Linked DNA regions of Mus musculus: region 1 is linked to region 2. The links are chromatin loops, found by intact Hi-C in ENCODE. Cell type or tissue: left cerebral cortex. All regions are shown on one strand. Each heading gives the region's core, and the rest is flanking DNA. Links, peaks and the distances in the headings are about the cores only.

Region 1 (7,594 bases), core at 908-5,907, 410 kb after region 2:
TTTTGAGATCTAATACAGTCACTGGGAAAATTATTTACATTCTTAGACTATAAGCATTTAATATTAAATAACTGCTTCCCATTTTCAAATATTTTTTTTCATTAAAATACAAGCTGATATCAGTTTATCACTTTTAAACAACAAACTGAATTGAGGCCAACCATGTAGGTGCACCCTACCATCCTGGCACTCAGTAGGCTGAAGCAGGAATATCATGATTTTGAGACCAGGAAACCTTACCTCAAAGAGCTTCACCTAATTTTTAAAAAAAATATTGAGTAAAAGGAAACAAATTAGGGCTTCACTAGCTAACTGAACTAATCTGTCTTGGGCTCATTATGAATGAATTCCAAATTACATTTGAACCATTTTGTGTGTGTGTGTGTGTGTGTGTGTGTGTGTGTGTGTGTTTGTTTCTTTGTTTGTTTGATAGGTTGGTTGAAGACAATTGTACTATATAGCTCTGGCTGTCTTGGAACTTGCTCTATAGACTAGGCTGGCCTTGAATTCAGAAATCTGCATGTCTCGGCCTCCTTATTGCTGGGATTAAAGGCACCACCACCATTTGTGAAAGAGTTCTTGAGCCAAATAAAAGTTCTTACTCTTCCTCCTCTCATTTCCTCCTTGATATATATGTAATTTTTCTTGTACCATTTTTCAAGGGAACTCCCAAAAGATGTTTTTTCCTTTTTCATAGCATATGTAAGAGAAGCTCTGTGCAAGTCTAGTTTTTTAAAAAAGGAAAAGATTTCTCCCTGATTTCTGGGGGAGGATCAATGGTCTTAAATAGGAACAAGAGATTAGGGGTTCAGCTGGGGATGAAAATAGCAATAACCACTATGTAGGCCTATGCAAACAGCTGTACATTTGGATAATAAGCAGGGAAATGTATTTGAATTTCATTAGGCTTTTTTTTTCTCTTCTACAGTTAGCAAATATCTCACCTTCTAAAATTACTTCAATTGTGATTCACCCACAATAAGCATGTAATTAAAACTGAAGAATGTTTACCAGGTAAGGAAGTTGCTAAAAAGAACTTGGCAAAGAGTTGGGAAAAATGTGAAGAGCAGGGCACCTCAGGGAGGTTGTTGGGTTGTGAGATATTTCAGGTGCTGTAATGTCGGGAGGATTTTAATCAAGTAGATAGTGCTGGCTCTACACTCGCAAGCGAAGTCACCAACATTGGCATGATTTAATTAACTTATTCATTATTGATTAATATTCTCAGTGACTTAGGTTCTGCACCGAAGCCCTACCTGCATTATTGCTAGGGATGCCGTATTTTGTGCTGCTGGTTCATAATCTAACAGTGGCAATCAGCGCAGCATGAAATTTGCATGCATTTTGGTAAGAATTGTGGAGCACTGAGGATATATGTAAATTTGATGGAGCACAAGACTTCTGCCCTGTTCTGGGGGTAGGGTTACTATTAATGTTTTGTTCTCTACTTTTATTTGCTCAAGAGCTGGACATGCAAAAACTGTTACAGAAAAACAGAGTATATCATCAATGGGGTAGTATATATGCCTCAGGGACTACGTACTATGGACCCCTATATCCACTAGATATTTCACAGTGGCTCTGAAAATAACTAAAAACTAAGTCTAAAAGGAAGAGGGAACACCTTGCAGACTGATGTGTTTGTTTGTCTATTTATTTATTTATTTATTTATTTATTTATTTATTTGGAATATGTGTGTGTAGGAGTGAATGTAGTGACACTTATGTGGAGGTCTGAACAAAAATTGAAATAGTCAGTACTTTCCTCCACTGCTTGTATCCTGCAGATGAATCCCAGGTTGTCAGGCTTGGAGACAGGTGCCTTTACCCTCTGAGACATCTCTCCAGCTCAAGCATTATGATTCTTACTAGTTTCATGTCATATGATTCCACATCTGTAGTGATGTCTGTGTATCTGGTGATGTATGTGCATTGGTCCTTAGTTGGCTGTGAAATTGCTCTGTGAAGCTTGGTAAACCCAAAATAGAATAAAGCTTCTGAAAAAGATCCAGTTCTTCCAATTATTTAGATGTACATCTGTGAGCTCTGGGTAAAGATCAACTTGTTTTCTCCTTGGGTGAATAGTCAGGGTAGCTGTGTCCCATTCTAGACAGCTGACAAGACAGGCTGCTTAGCTATGGAAGTGCCCTTTATTACATGGTTAGGTTTGTGAAGATTTCTGGGCTCCATCAACTAGATGTATGTTCTTTCTAATTTAACCCAAATGGGGGAGAAAAAAAAGAACAGGATTGTTTGTGTGCATTTTATGAGGGGCACTGGGATTTCACTCCTGCTTTAGCAGATGAATGTAATAGTGGAAAGACAAACGTCTCTGAATAGAAGCATGCATGCATCTATCTATCTATCTATCTATCTATCTATCTATCTATCTATCTATCTATCTATCTATCTATCTATCTATCTATCTATCTATCTATTGGTCCATAAGTTCAAGCCAGGGATTGATTCTTCAGGTGGTATTTTACATGAAATAGCCAGCAGCCATTGTAAGTGACTCCATGTCTCCAATTCTAACAGAATATGTACTGGGCTTGTGTACAGAATGAGCGTTGAGGGAGTAGCTATCCTCCAGATATGGACCTCGTACCTTCTAACATTATTGGCCAAACAACTCTATTTCAAAAATGGAAAAGGATGTTTGCCATTGAAGAAAGTATTGTGACAGAGAACCCAGTTTCATCCAACTGTAAAAACCCATGTTGTTTTTTTTTTTTTAAACTGTAAAACAAGCTATGAAAATAAGGAGAAGAGAAACTTCCAGAACTGCTTGCAAAGAACTGTGGAATTGTCAGCCCTTGTAAGGTGGCTCTGCTCATTCTCAGCACTGACTTTGGGCATGTTTGTGAGATGTAAATACATTTCCCACCATGTGTGACAAATCAGGCTGAACCATAAAATGCTGGCTTGCTGCTCTGGCTCTGGTTATATTCTAACAAGACAGCACAAGGTCGTCTTTCTTCATAAACATCTCTTTCTTCTTTTCATAAATCCTGGCACCTTGCTCTCGAGTCCTAAGTTCTGCTGTCAGTATTAAGCTGAAATTCCATTCTCCTCTATTTTGACAGTTAATCTTTGGTGCTTCTAATACTTTAGAGAATTTTCCCCTGTGTTCCAGTTTAGGTTTTTTTCTCCATGCTTGATTTGTGGGAATTTTTACTGTTCACGTACTGCAAAAGTGTTAACATTTCTTGTCCCAGCCTCTTTATAATTAAAAGTATAAGAAATGCGTTTCAATATCAACATTTTTATACTGACCCCAAGATAAAGCTCAGGGGTCATAGAGTAGATAAAGATAAAGATGAATTCTTTGCATTTCTCTTTTACCTTTCCATGAGCTATTTAAACACAGAACACTTTCGGTTTAAATTCATGAGAAACTCCAATGGAACATTCATTGTATTTTGATTTGTTTTTGTCCTATCTCACTGACAAATATTAACAAATATTTTAAAATTTGTGACATTTCTTTAAAACACAGTTAACAATTATAAACAAATATTTTAATCACAAAAATGGAATGAAAATGTAAATATTAGTGATTTTTAAGGAATCAGTGACAATTCCATTTATGTCTTTCCTGTTGCTCCCATTGCTTAAGATAGAAACCAGAGCCTTGCTCAAGCTGAAAAATCTTGGTACCACCTAGCTCTATCCCCAGGTTAATAGTTCTTATAAAAGTGGGCATCTTTCTGCTCATTTCTTCCATGGAGATCCCCCAGTCTATGGTTAAGCTCTTTTCCTCCTGGCAGAATTTTTCTACCACAGGTTTTGGGCAACTTTTGATTCCCATTTTTCTCCTCACTTTAGAAGGTTCCTTTGTAATGCATTTTTTCCATTCCAGTAGGTTTTTATAACTGTCTCCTAGGCCACAGCTTTGTGCGCTCCTCATATATATATTTTTTCTAGTCTTCACAGCCATGTGCTTTCAGGAACTATCTTTCAGAAATATAATTTTGTCTAGCCCTACTCCCTGTGAATGGAACAATGAAAGCAACCTAAGATGTCCAGTTGTCTTGCCTGCTGTGGAGCAGACCCACGCTTTTTCTCACCATTCACCCCAAACAAAGTCCAGACTCTTGCGTATACTGTGTGTGACCTCCTCTGAAACCTGACCTTCCCGGGCCTCCAGTTCTATCCTTTCTTGTCTTTTCTTCTATATCTCAGCCCTTTGGGTTTCTGGCTCCCTTCCAAATATCATGAAAACTCTGTCTTTCCATGGATTTTATCTAGAAGATAAAATTCCAAGTAGTCTTACTGATATGAAAACATGAAAATAAACTATTTAATAAAAATGTAAAGTTAACTTAAAGTGCACAGTGCTGCCTTGTGCCTAAAACATCTGTTTGTGATAAAGACTGAGGGACTCCTGATTCTCAGACCTGTCCTGATGCTCTTACAAGGATTTCCTTTTCTGCAAGATATTTTGAAGTTGGTTTTATACTGGGCATGATTTCTTCTTTATTCTTAGAATGACTTTAATTGGATTTGATGAATTAATTGCTTTAATTTCTGAGCACTTGAACCTCTGGCAGCACTGCTTTCTGAAGGTAGTGTTGGTTGGCATGAGAGATACGATATATAACTCTCTCCCTCTCCCTCTCCCTCTCCCTCTCCCTCTCCCTCTCCCTCTCCCTCTCCCTCTCCCTCTCCCCCTCTCCCTACCCCTCTCCCCCTCCCCCTCCCTTTCCCCTCTCCCCTCTCCCCCTCCCCCTCCCTTTCCCCTCTCCCCTCTCCCTCTCCCTTTCCCCTCTCCCCTCTCCCTCCCCCTCCCCCTCCCTTTCCCCTCTCCCCTCTCCCTCTCCCTTTCCCCTCTCCCCTCTCCCTCTTCCCTCTCCCTCTCCCTCTTCCCTCTCCCCTCTCCCTCTCCCCTCCCTCTCCCTCTCCCCTCTCCCTCTTCCCTCTCCCTCTTCCTCTCACTCTTCCATCTTCCCTCTCCCTCTCCCTCTTCCCTCTCCCTCTTCCTCTCCCTCTCCCTCTTCCATCTTCCCTCTCCCTCTCCCTCTTCTCTCTCCCTCTGTTCCCTGTCCCTCTCCCTCTTCCCTCTCCCTGTCCCTCTTCCCTCTCCCTCTTCCCTCTCCCTCTTCCATCTTCCCTCTCCCTCTTCCCTCTCCCTCTCCCACTTCCCTCTCACTCTCACTCTCCCTCTCCCTCTTCCCTCTCCCTCTTCTCTCTCCCTCTGTTCCCTGTCCCTCTCCCTCTTCCCTCTCCCTGTCCCTCTCTTCCCTCTCCCTCTCCCTGTCTCTCTCTTTGTCTCTCTCTGTCTCTCTGTCTCTCTCTCTCTCTCTCTCTTTCTCTCTCTCTCTCTCTCTCTCACACACACACACACACACACACACACACTTCTACTTAACTCAGAAAGAATGTCCATGACAGACAATATTCAGCGTGGTGACCCAGTAAGTTATTGGGGTTATTAAGAACAGTAATGTGAGTAAGGGGATACATATAAGGAGTGTTATGGAGACCACTATGAATAACCCAGAAGGTGGAGTGAGGAAGAATTTGAGGCAGGTGCTGAAGGTATCGATGATCGGAATGTACCAATCTCATGGTTCTGAGTGACAGTAGTCGCGTGAGATACTGACAGTGGAAGCTGGCTTTCATCAGGTATTATGCTTCGGACTTTCTGCATTTTGTTTTGATGTGATATTTCAGAGACCTTGCAAACTTGAACAGACTGCCCTTCCTAGAGCTAGCTAATTTGTAGCATAGTGAGTTTGGTTGGGATTACATTTCACATATATGGACCTTCCAGTCCACAGTGCATGTCCTGTATACAACAGCTTCCTTTTTTATATAGCTCTCCTACATTAAGATTCTGTTTTGCTATCCTTATACTATCCCACAACCTTACACAAAGAGGTGTTATGTCAATAGTTCAGATTCACCAATTGCCACTATGCTATGAACACCGAAAGTGTTTACACGCTGCAGATATGCCATGCAATTATATTGAGGACTACTCTATTGAGAATGGGTATTATTTTTCAATGGTACCACTGTTAGGATTGAAGGCATGGGCAGTTTAGTTCTGTGATACTGTGATTTTGATAAGCCTTGGACTTGTAGTGTCATACAAAATGTCCCTCATGACAAATACTGTGTGTGACACCACCCCCAGTGGGTATCTGCTGGCATAGATTGGGGAAGGATATAAAACATCGGTAAAGATCCGGAGAGTATCATCAGCTTTGGAAGGGAGTATGGTCTGTCACAACTACTCAGTACTCTTACAGTGGTTATAGACAGCATACACAAAGTAAGAATAGATGTGTGCTAGTAAAACCTTACTTTCAAGATGCAATTACCGTGCAGATGTAGCTAGCAGCAAATAACTTCAAGTGTGACAAAAAGCCAGTGATTTTAGTCAAAGAATGCAATTTGACAAATAAGAGTTACCATGTTAATAGTTAGCGGGATTCAACTACAAATAACAAGACATAATATCTATTGTTACTAAAGGCATGTTGTGGCTCAGTAACTGCTAATCAAATCTATGATGTCTTAGGAGACTCCATTACCTTTGGCTGTGGTCATGGCCTCCTCTTTGTCATCTATACATCTTACAGTACTGCAAGAGGAGAATATTCCAAATCATAGTTAAGAGATAAAAAAGGATAAAAGTGTACATATTTATCATAGAATAATGATTTCAATCTACTTTTAACTGGAGTGACACAGATTCAGCTTTAAAATAGGCCACAGAGTGGTCAAGATTTGAGTGAATTATGGTACAATTCTGGTTTTAAAGGGAAGAAAAGGCATTGACCAGGCATGAAGATGGAGTGGAAGATAGTGTTTGTGATATATAGCATATGGAATTTGTGTTATAACTCTATTGCAGATGTTATTAGAGGTGCTTTATTTCTGTTTTTTTTTTTTGATAAATTAAGGAACTCATTCATTAATTTCCATGTTTAAAAAGGATTCATTTTATGACCGTGCATATTAATGTTCTGCTTACATACATGTATAGGTACCATGTTTAATTTTGTTTCATACCATGAAACTAGGGTTACAAATATTGTTATGTTGCACATTGAAACTGAAAATGGAAACCTGGTTTCCTTTGAGAGCAAAATGCTTTTAATCCCTGAGCCATCTTTTCAGCCCCGTTAAGTCAAATCTTTCCTGAGAGGAAACAAGAACATGGACCAAGATTCAACACATTGATTACAGGGTATCTCTCTCTATTATTAAATAAATAGGCTGTCCTTATGTCAGTTAAAATCATAAATATTAGTGTGTAAAAGGAAAGTGAACTTAGTAAACATTCTTTGGTAACCCATAAGGAACCTCTCAAATTAGCCCCAGGTAGTGATAGATTATGCATAGCATCTGGTGTTTATTATAACTATTGAAAATAATTCATGAAAAAGCTTCATTGAAGTATTACAATTTTGTATTTTAATGCAATACAAATTCAGAGGAGGAACTGCGTCTAGGTTCAGAATTTTTCTGCCTTGTTATTCACATAGCTAAGTGACTTGCTCATACAGTCACATGGGTGATGGATACAGATGTAACTAAAACCGGAATTTTCTACCTCTTTATGCATTGTGAACTGCCTTAG
Region 2 (7,594 bases), core at 1,551-6,550:
TCAGATGAGAGGCATGCAAATGAGGTAGTAAGCATAGCCAATCTGGTTGTGAGACACGCCTCTCCTAGGTCTATATAAGCAGCACCAGTTCTGGGCTAGGGGTCTTTTTGCCTTTGCAATCAAGCTCTCCCAATAAACGTGTGCAGAAGGATCCTGTTGTGGCGTCTGCTTTGCTGGTGAGTCAGGTGCACACAAGAGCTTGACAATTAATATTGCCCATATGTACATGGGTTTATTCTGCCTGCTTGGAGTTGAGAAACCTATCTAGGGCTTATCTCTGAGGGAAAATTCTTATCCCTTTATCAGCAGCCATCAACTGCTTACATGTCTTTACCTGATGTTGGGATATAGAGAACTTTACCCCTGGCTGTATTTGCATGTTGACTGGTATGGTCTTGTGTAGATCTCCTACATATATATTTCTGGAAGTTCACTGGGTCCAGAAGACATTTTCTTATCACAATCGTCCTGAATTCCGGGCTTCTAAGATCTTTCTAACCCCTTTAATGTTCATGAGCCTTCAGTGTAGAAGTTATGTTATAGATGACTTATTTAGAGCTACACACTCCATGGTTATATATTCTCTACATTTTGGCCAGTTCTGGTCTCTGTAATAACCTCCATCTGCCACAAAGAAACTTCTCCAATGAGGATTGAGAGCTTCACTTTTCTACAGTTATGAGTATTTAGAGAGAGTTAAAAATGCTATTCATTTGGCAAAATGTTAGTAGATTTTCCCTGGTATCCATTGTCTATCTAGCCATGGGCTCTTGGCTGACTAGATTTGAAGTACAGGCATGAGCACTCTCCTTCTGATAGGGGTCCTAAATGCAATCTAACAGGTATTGGTTATACCCAAAGATATTAGTGACACTAAACCTCTGATAGAGATGCATTACCAGGCCAGTAATCATTGTGGTTATTAGGCTCTACATCTGGGTAGGACTGTTAACAGCTTTTCTCCCTTGAGAGGTTGCATTGCACATTTAACTAGAATACAATGAGATCTAGTCTTAAAGAGGAAGTTTCCAGGTCAGTAAAATCTTGATTTTTTTTCAAGCATTGTGATCTAAGTATGCAGTGTATTCAGCATGGGATCATATATTCAGATATAACAAAAAAAATTATGACCATAATAGTCATGCTATTACTGTACTAGTGAACACAAACACAAGAAATTATAGATAGCCCACTAATGGCCTGTCCTGAATTGTGATAAACTGAATAAAGACACAAAAATCGTGGGATAGTAGTTCAATAGGTGCCAGGAAAAAAACTCAGCTACATATTGAAAGAGCAAAAGGCATTAGCAAAAGAGACAAATAGGCATTTCTGGGGGCCTGTCAAGATGGCTCAGTGGGTAAGAGCACTGCCTGCTCTTCTGACGCTCCTGAGTTCAAATCCCAGCAATCACATGGTGGCTCACAACCAGCCGTAATGTGATCTGATGCCCTCTTCTGATGTGTTTGAAGTCAGTTACAGTGTACTTATGTATAATAATAAATAAATCTTTGGGCAGAAGCAAGCAGGGACTGAGTGAACAGGGCTGACTGGAAGGAGCTGGGTTGACTGGAAAAAGCAGAGGTTCTTAAAAATTAAATTTCCAACAATCACACGAAGGCTCACAACCATTTGTACTTGTACTCACATATATACATAAATTAACAAATCTTTTTTAAAATAAAGAAAGAAATTTTTAAAAATTATTATCTATACTATTTATTTACTTTAAACACACTTTAAGTAACATAATACAATTTAGAGATGAAACAATACTATAATAGAATGAACACTGATGTCCTTTGAACAGAAGAGAAATAGGAAATTTGGGTTATAAACCACTCTTCTTAGAACAAGAATTTTTTTTTCCTGAGTGTTCAGTGTAACAATAATATATTCAATGACTAGTCATGACCAGTTCCAATTGTGTTAACGGCCAATGAAATGAATAAAAGAAAGCTCCACATTCGTCATCACTGCCTCAGAGGAATAACATGTTCAATCTTTTGGATGCAAAAAGGTTCTCGATACTTCAATATATAGTAAGTTATATCCACACATCTTTCACAAGAACAAAGCTATTTTTCTGACATTGAGAAAAGTTATTTCTGAAGGAAGGAATTCTAGAGGGAAGTGGAAGCATTTTGGACCACACATGAAGCTGTAAAGCAGCAAACCTGCTCAAAGGTCTTCCACACAAATGTTTTTAAATGCTCTCCTTGTTGCTAAAACTCAGACCTACGTAACTACCACTAGATCTGACCATTGATAATGTTCATGTAATGCAGTAAGGAGAGTTTCTTAGCTTCACTTCATAGTCTAAAGAGGGTTTGCACAAATTTGAGAACAAATTGTCCATAGAGTATGTTGAATTGGTTTAGAACGAAGGTTCTGGAGACAAACTGCTGAGGCCAGAATTCTATCCCATTAAACTTAGTATGAGCATTGCAAACTGTAAAATGAAGATAAAGCTCATAGATATCTTTGGGGTTATTATAAAGATTAAATAAGTAAATCAATGGCAGGGGCCAGTACTTACAGCTATTATACCTTCATTACTACCATTAGTGCTATAAATAAACAATAAAGGAAATAAATGATGGAGGTGAGTGTCTGCTTAAGAGAAGAAGATGGACTACAAAAGTCTTATGAATTGTAATCTTCCATATTAATTCACAAATAAATAGTCCTTTGCCCAATGACAACTTTTATATAAAGGTTTAACTCAGTCCTCTTCTAGTTCAAGTGCATTCAGGTTGCATAGTCTACAGAACACAGTCACTAATAACTATGAAATGAATAAAAGTATGAATTTACAAATGAATAAAAGCATAGTTAAACTCTATAATTTTACCAGATGCTATGCTAGCATCACAGAACTAATAAATAACTGAAGAAATATGAAAACAGACAACTACTTATTCCATCTACCACTTGCTCAAGAAAAGAAGTACTGCCAGAGTAGGTTGGAGGTGTAGATGAATTAAGTCTTCTTTGTGATCTCATGACAGGAATATCTGCCCAAAGTCAGCAGCCTAGATGCAAAACTATTTAGTCAGTTATTCGTTTAATTATTCAACATTGACTAGCAGTCCGTTTTTATGTGCCAAAGGCTCCATATTGATAAAATGTAGAAATTGTTAAAATCATCACTTTTTTCCTTTGTCCATCCTTCCTATGTGCATGTGCTATGCATGTAGATAAATGCATGCTTATACATGTGGGAGGATGGGGTACATGTGGAGGCAGAATGTTGATGTCAGAAGTCATCCTTCAGACCTCTTCCACCTTATTCATTGAGGTAGGTGTTCTAGTTCAGTCTCAGATACCACAGGTATGGCGACACTCCATAGAGAGCTTCATCTGAGGATGCCCTGTCTCATCTCTACTACCAAAGGCTGGAATTGCCACAGGTAAGCCATCGTGGCCTTATATCTCATAGTACATATATGATATCTGGTCCTTACCCTTGTCCTTTGTGTTCTTTAACAACCAGGACATTTCTCCAAACTTCCAAAGTATTTAATAATAATTTTTTCAATGTTCATAACACAATGTGCTTTTCAGAGTGTTTGTTCAGAAAATATATATTGGTTTATTCCCAATATGCCACTGACATGCAAAATACACAAACCATAAAAAGACTAGAAAAATACTCTTTAGGTAATGGATGAATTATGGATTAATTTCTTAATGATTTTTACTTTTTTTATTTCTTTTAGACAATTTACCACAATTTGACTGGCCTAGAACTCACTATATAGCCCAGACTGGCTTTGAACTCACACAAATATGTCTGCCTGCTTTTAACTCTCAAGTGCTAGAATTAAAGGCATGCACCACCAAAGCTGGGTAATTATTATTTTTTATGTGTAAAGGTGGTTTTCAAGCATTTTTGTTTGTGCACATGTGTGCAGTGCACACTGCAGTTCAGAAAAAGGGGTCTGATACCCTGGAACTGGCGTTAACAGATATTGGTGAGCCACAATGTGGATTGTAGAAACTGAACACTAGTCCTTTGCAAAGGCAGCCAGTGCTATTAACTAGGCATTTCTCCAGCTCCTTTTTCAATTTTTTTTGATGGGATCATATTTACATCTTTATGGAAATCCTTTATTGGCTGGAGTTAAAAAGTGGCATATTAACTGATGGTGAAATATCTTGTCCTGGATCTGTTTCAACATCTGGCCTGAGCGTGCATACAGAGGCAAAACAAAATGGGTCATAAGTTAAAGACTGTCTCCAAAACCCATGCAGGTTTCACTTCATCTTTGCTTGCAAATATATTGGAGATTTTTCTACAGTCAATGTTAAAAGGAATAGTTACAAATATGCCACACATATGTCTGAAAGAGCATGCTGAGAGTCCTTCTAATTAATTTGACTACACTGTCTTATGCATACCCCCAAACAGGTATTGGGCTCAGTCAACTACAGACAATAGAGAAGTGCCTGTTCAAATACAGTAAATACTCAGGTCATATTTTTCCAATGGTTCTGATTATGACAGTCATAAGTGACTTGATAATAGCACAGATGGCAAGCAATGATGGAGAAGAGGACTGGCAAGAGATAACGTTCCTCAGGAAGGTGAAATTTAAATGATGTCATGAAAAATGGGTAGGATTTCAGAAGAAGTCATAGAAAAGAGACAAAAAAGATAAAGAGAAAAAAAGGAGCCACATCTCACCAAATATATATCAAAGAGAGCCTGGATCAAAAGGTACAAAGATATTTAAAGGGATTAAAAGGGCTATCAAGAAGAAGTGAATGATTCAAATTATTTTAAACAGTTGTAAAGATGATCTTGGAAGACATCCGCTTGAGTTTCCAGGGCTTTCAAATAGGTTGATGTAAAGCATTTGAAATTTTCTGTTTCTTGAGGGGCAGAGATCCCAAATCAGAATATTTAAGTAGCTATGCCTCCCTTGAAGCCTGCTTACAATCCTTTGCATCTTTCATACTTCTAATTGTTTGCTGGGAGTGTTTAGTACCCCTTGGTTTCTAGCTGCACAAAACTAATTCCCTAAGCATCTCTTTGGTTATCTTTGAAGATAAGACAATAGTAACGTAAAATCACCCCATTCTTTAATCCCATCATGGGGGAGATGAAGACAAGGGAGTTCTTGAGCATCCCTCCTGGCCCTCTTAATGAGTTTCAGGCCAAATCTCAATAAAATTCAGTGGGTAATGCTTAAGGAATAATATATAAGCATATCAGCTGGCCTTTCCTTGTACATGGGCTTATGTATATGTGCACCCACAGTCTTAGTCTTATTTCTGCCATTGTGTTAAAATGTGCTGAAAATAGTAGCTTAGGGGAGAAAGGGAAATTTCACTTAGTTTCAGGGTAAAGTACACTGTTGCCAGGAACTTAAGGTTACAGAAACATGGAATCATCTAATCGTATTACATCTACACCCAAGGGAAGAAAACAACAGATTAATGCACACTTGTACATCAGTTTACTTTGTCTACTCTTATACAGTTAAATCTGCTCAGAAGATGCTGCCACCCACAGTGGTCAAGTCTTTCTACCTAAATTAAAATAATCAAGATAATCCTCCAGCTACATGTATATAGACAAACTAACATAGACAATATCTTGCTGCAAATTTCCTTTCTGAGTGATCCTAGATGGTATCAAAATGATAAATGTAGGCAACCATCCCATCCTACACAAACATCTACCCACACATGTATGAACATGCAAACACACACATTAAAATCCTATCTCTGAATCAGATGGCATTAAAATGAGATTAAAAAATTTATCACTATTATATTTTGTTTTCTATTTGCTTACCATCTTCTCTCTCTCTCTCCCTCTCCCTCTCTCTCTCTCTCTCTCTCTCTCTCTCTCTCTCTCTCTCTCTCTCTCTCTCCCTGTCCCTTGTGGTGTGTGTGTGTGTGTGTGTGTGTGTGTGTGTGTGTGTGTGTATTAATTGGGTCCATGTCTCAAAAGACAACTTTCAAGAGTTAGGTCTTTCTTTTCACCGCATGGCTCTCAGAAGTCAAATCCCTGCAGGTAGCCAGGGCTCCACATCAAGTTCCTTCATTGAGTGAAACATCGTCAGTCATATTTTCAGGATGAATGTAAGATGTTTTCAATGATAAATTGTTAAAACAGAAATCTTTCCAAAGGGACAGCCATATAATACAAGTCTATGATGTTATATAATAAATCTCTGGAGATATCTGGACTATTTGGACTATGTACTTGGGCAGTATTCATCCAGGTAACCTGTTTGGACAACTGACAAATTTCTTTGAGAATGAAATAAATAGAAGTTCCGAAAACTTTAAAAACACAGATCTCGGTGGCTAGAGAAATGGCTCAGTGGCTAAGAGTACTGACTGCTCTTCTAGAGGTCCTAAATTCAATTCCCAGCAACCTCATGGTGGCTCACAACCATCTGTAATGGGATACAATATTCTCTTTTGCTGTGCATGAAAGCAGAATACTCATATACATTAAATAAACAAATAAATCTTTTTTTTAAAAATCCAACCAAACAACAACAAACTCTCATAACTCTAGAATTGCTTTTGGCCAGGCATCCTACCATACATATCTCATTAACTGGTCAGGCACAGATCAATTGACATTTCCATGGCTGTTGTGGGTAAGATTCTCTGAATGTGGCTGTAACTGAACCTGGCAGCGAAGGAAGGAAGGAAGGAAGGATGGAAGGCCTCACCCACCTTCCTTCTTTCCTGTCTGCTGGAGGAAGTGTTCGCCTGTAGCCTCCCTCCTACTCAGTAGCTCCCTCTTCACATTCTTCCCACCACAATATGAAGCAAATCTGTTCACCGTCTGGGTGCAATCACAATGCACGAGCGTCTTGGAAAAGGAGTGGGTGCTGTCTGCAGAGTAAAGGCAGTCTAATTACCTCACAAGTGTCTCAAAAAGCCTGGCCTTTTCTGTCTGCCTTGATTATTCTCTGCTTCTCAGTCAGTACAATCTGAATGAGGGATGTTCTGGAGTTTCTAACAAGAGCATACTACTATGTGTGTCATCTAAAACGATTCTAGATGCATAGTTTATGATAAAACTCTGAACCTGCTTCATTATTTTTGTTTTCTTGAGGCTAACACTTACTACGCAGTCAGGTATAAGCCTCCAACATATGGGCTTCCTAGTGCCTGGGTTTCCTGAGTACTGTGATTACAGGCATGAGCAAACTATTCTAGCTTCAAACCTAATCTTCCACCGAAACATTTTATTTGTTTTCTCTGTAAGTGACAAATAACCAAAAATCTGTCTCGAGTCCTCACATTCTAGAGCCTGATATGAAGAAAGAATTCTAGCTCTTAGCTAGTTAAGATGGAAGAGATGAATTCAACATCAACATAGCACACTAAATATTAAATAGAAAATTACTATAAACCCAATGGCTGACTAACGTTCACTCTCAATCCTTACTACTGGCACAACTAGGCAGTAACCTCAACTGGAGATTGAATTTGGTTGAGTTAGCTTTAACTTTCATCTTAGCACAGACTAGATCCACCTGAGAAAGGACTCTCAATTTTAGGGACTTCTGAGTTAAACTGACATGTAGCCATGGTTGTTGGAAATTTTCTGGGTCGT

Evidence for each region. Hi-C counts contacts between places; a loop is a spot of excess contacts. Peaks named below come from ENCODE experiments on the same cell type or tissue, not always from the same donor. Only the 100,000 strongest peaks of a DNase experiment are listed, where the experiment ranks them.
Region 1: it touches region 2 in a loop (8-fold over the local background); 2 of 42 quality-filtered maps call a loop at or near these places.

Annotation. Positions count from the first base shown.
Region 1 is chr6:77,864,859-77,872,452 of GRCm38, reverse strand. The region is part of intron 2 of Ctnna2 (catenin (cadherin associated protein), alpha 2); the gene reads left to right. Among named protein-coding and RNA genes, the nearest start is that of Ctnna2, 110 kb to the left of the region's middle. In left cerebral cortex, for the core only: no CTCF peak of the experiment used is centred there; DNase peaks (open chromatin) are centred at 1,319 and 2,890.
Region 2 is chr6:78,279,953-78,287,546 of GRCm38, reverse strand. No RefSeq gene overlaps it. Among named protein-coding and RNA genes, the nearest start is that of Reg3b, 87 kb to the left of the region's middle. In left cerebral cortex, for the core only: no CTCF peak of the experiment used is centred there; no DNase peak of the experiment used is centred there.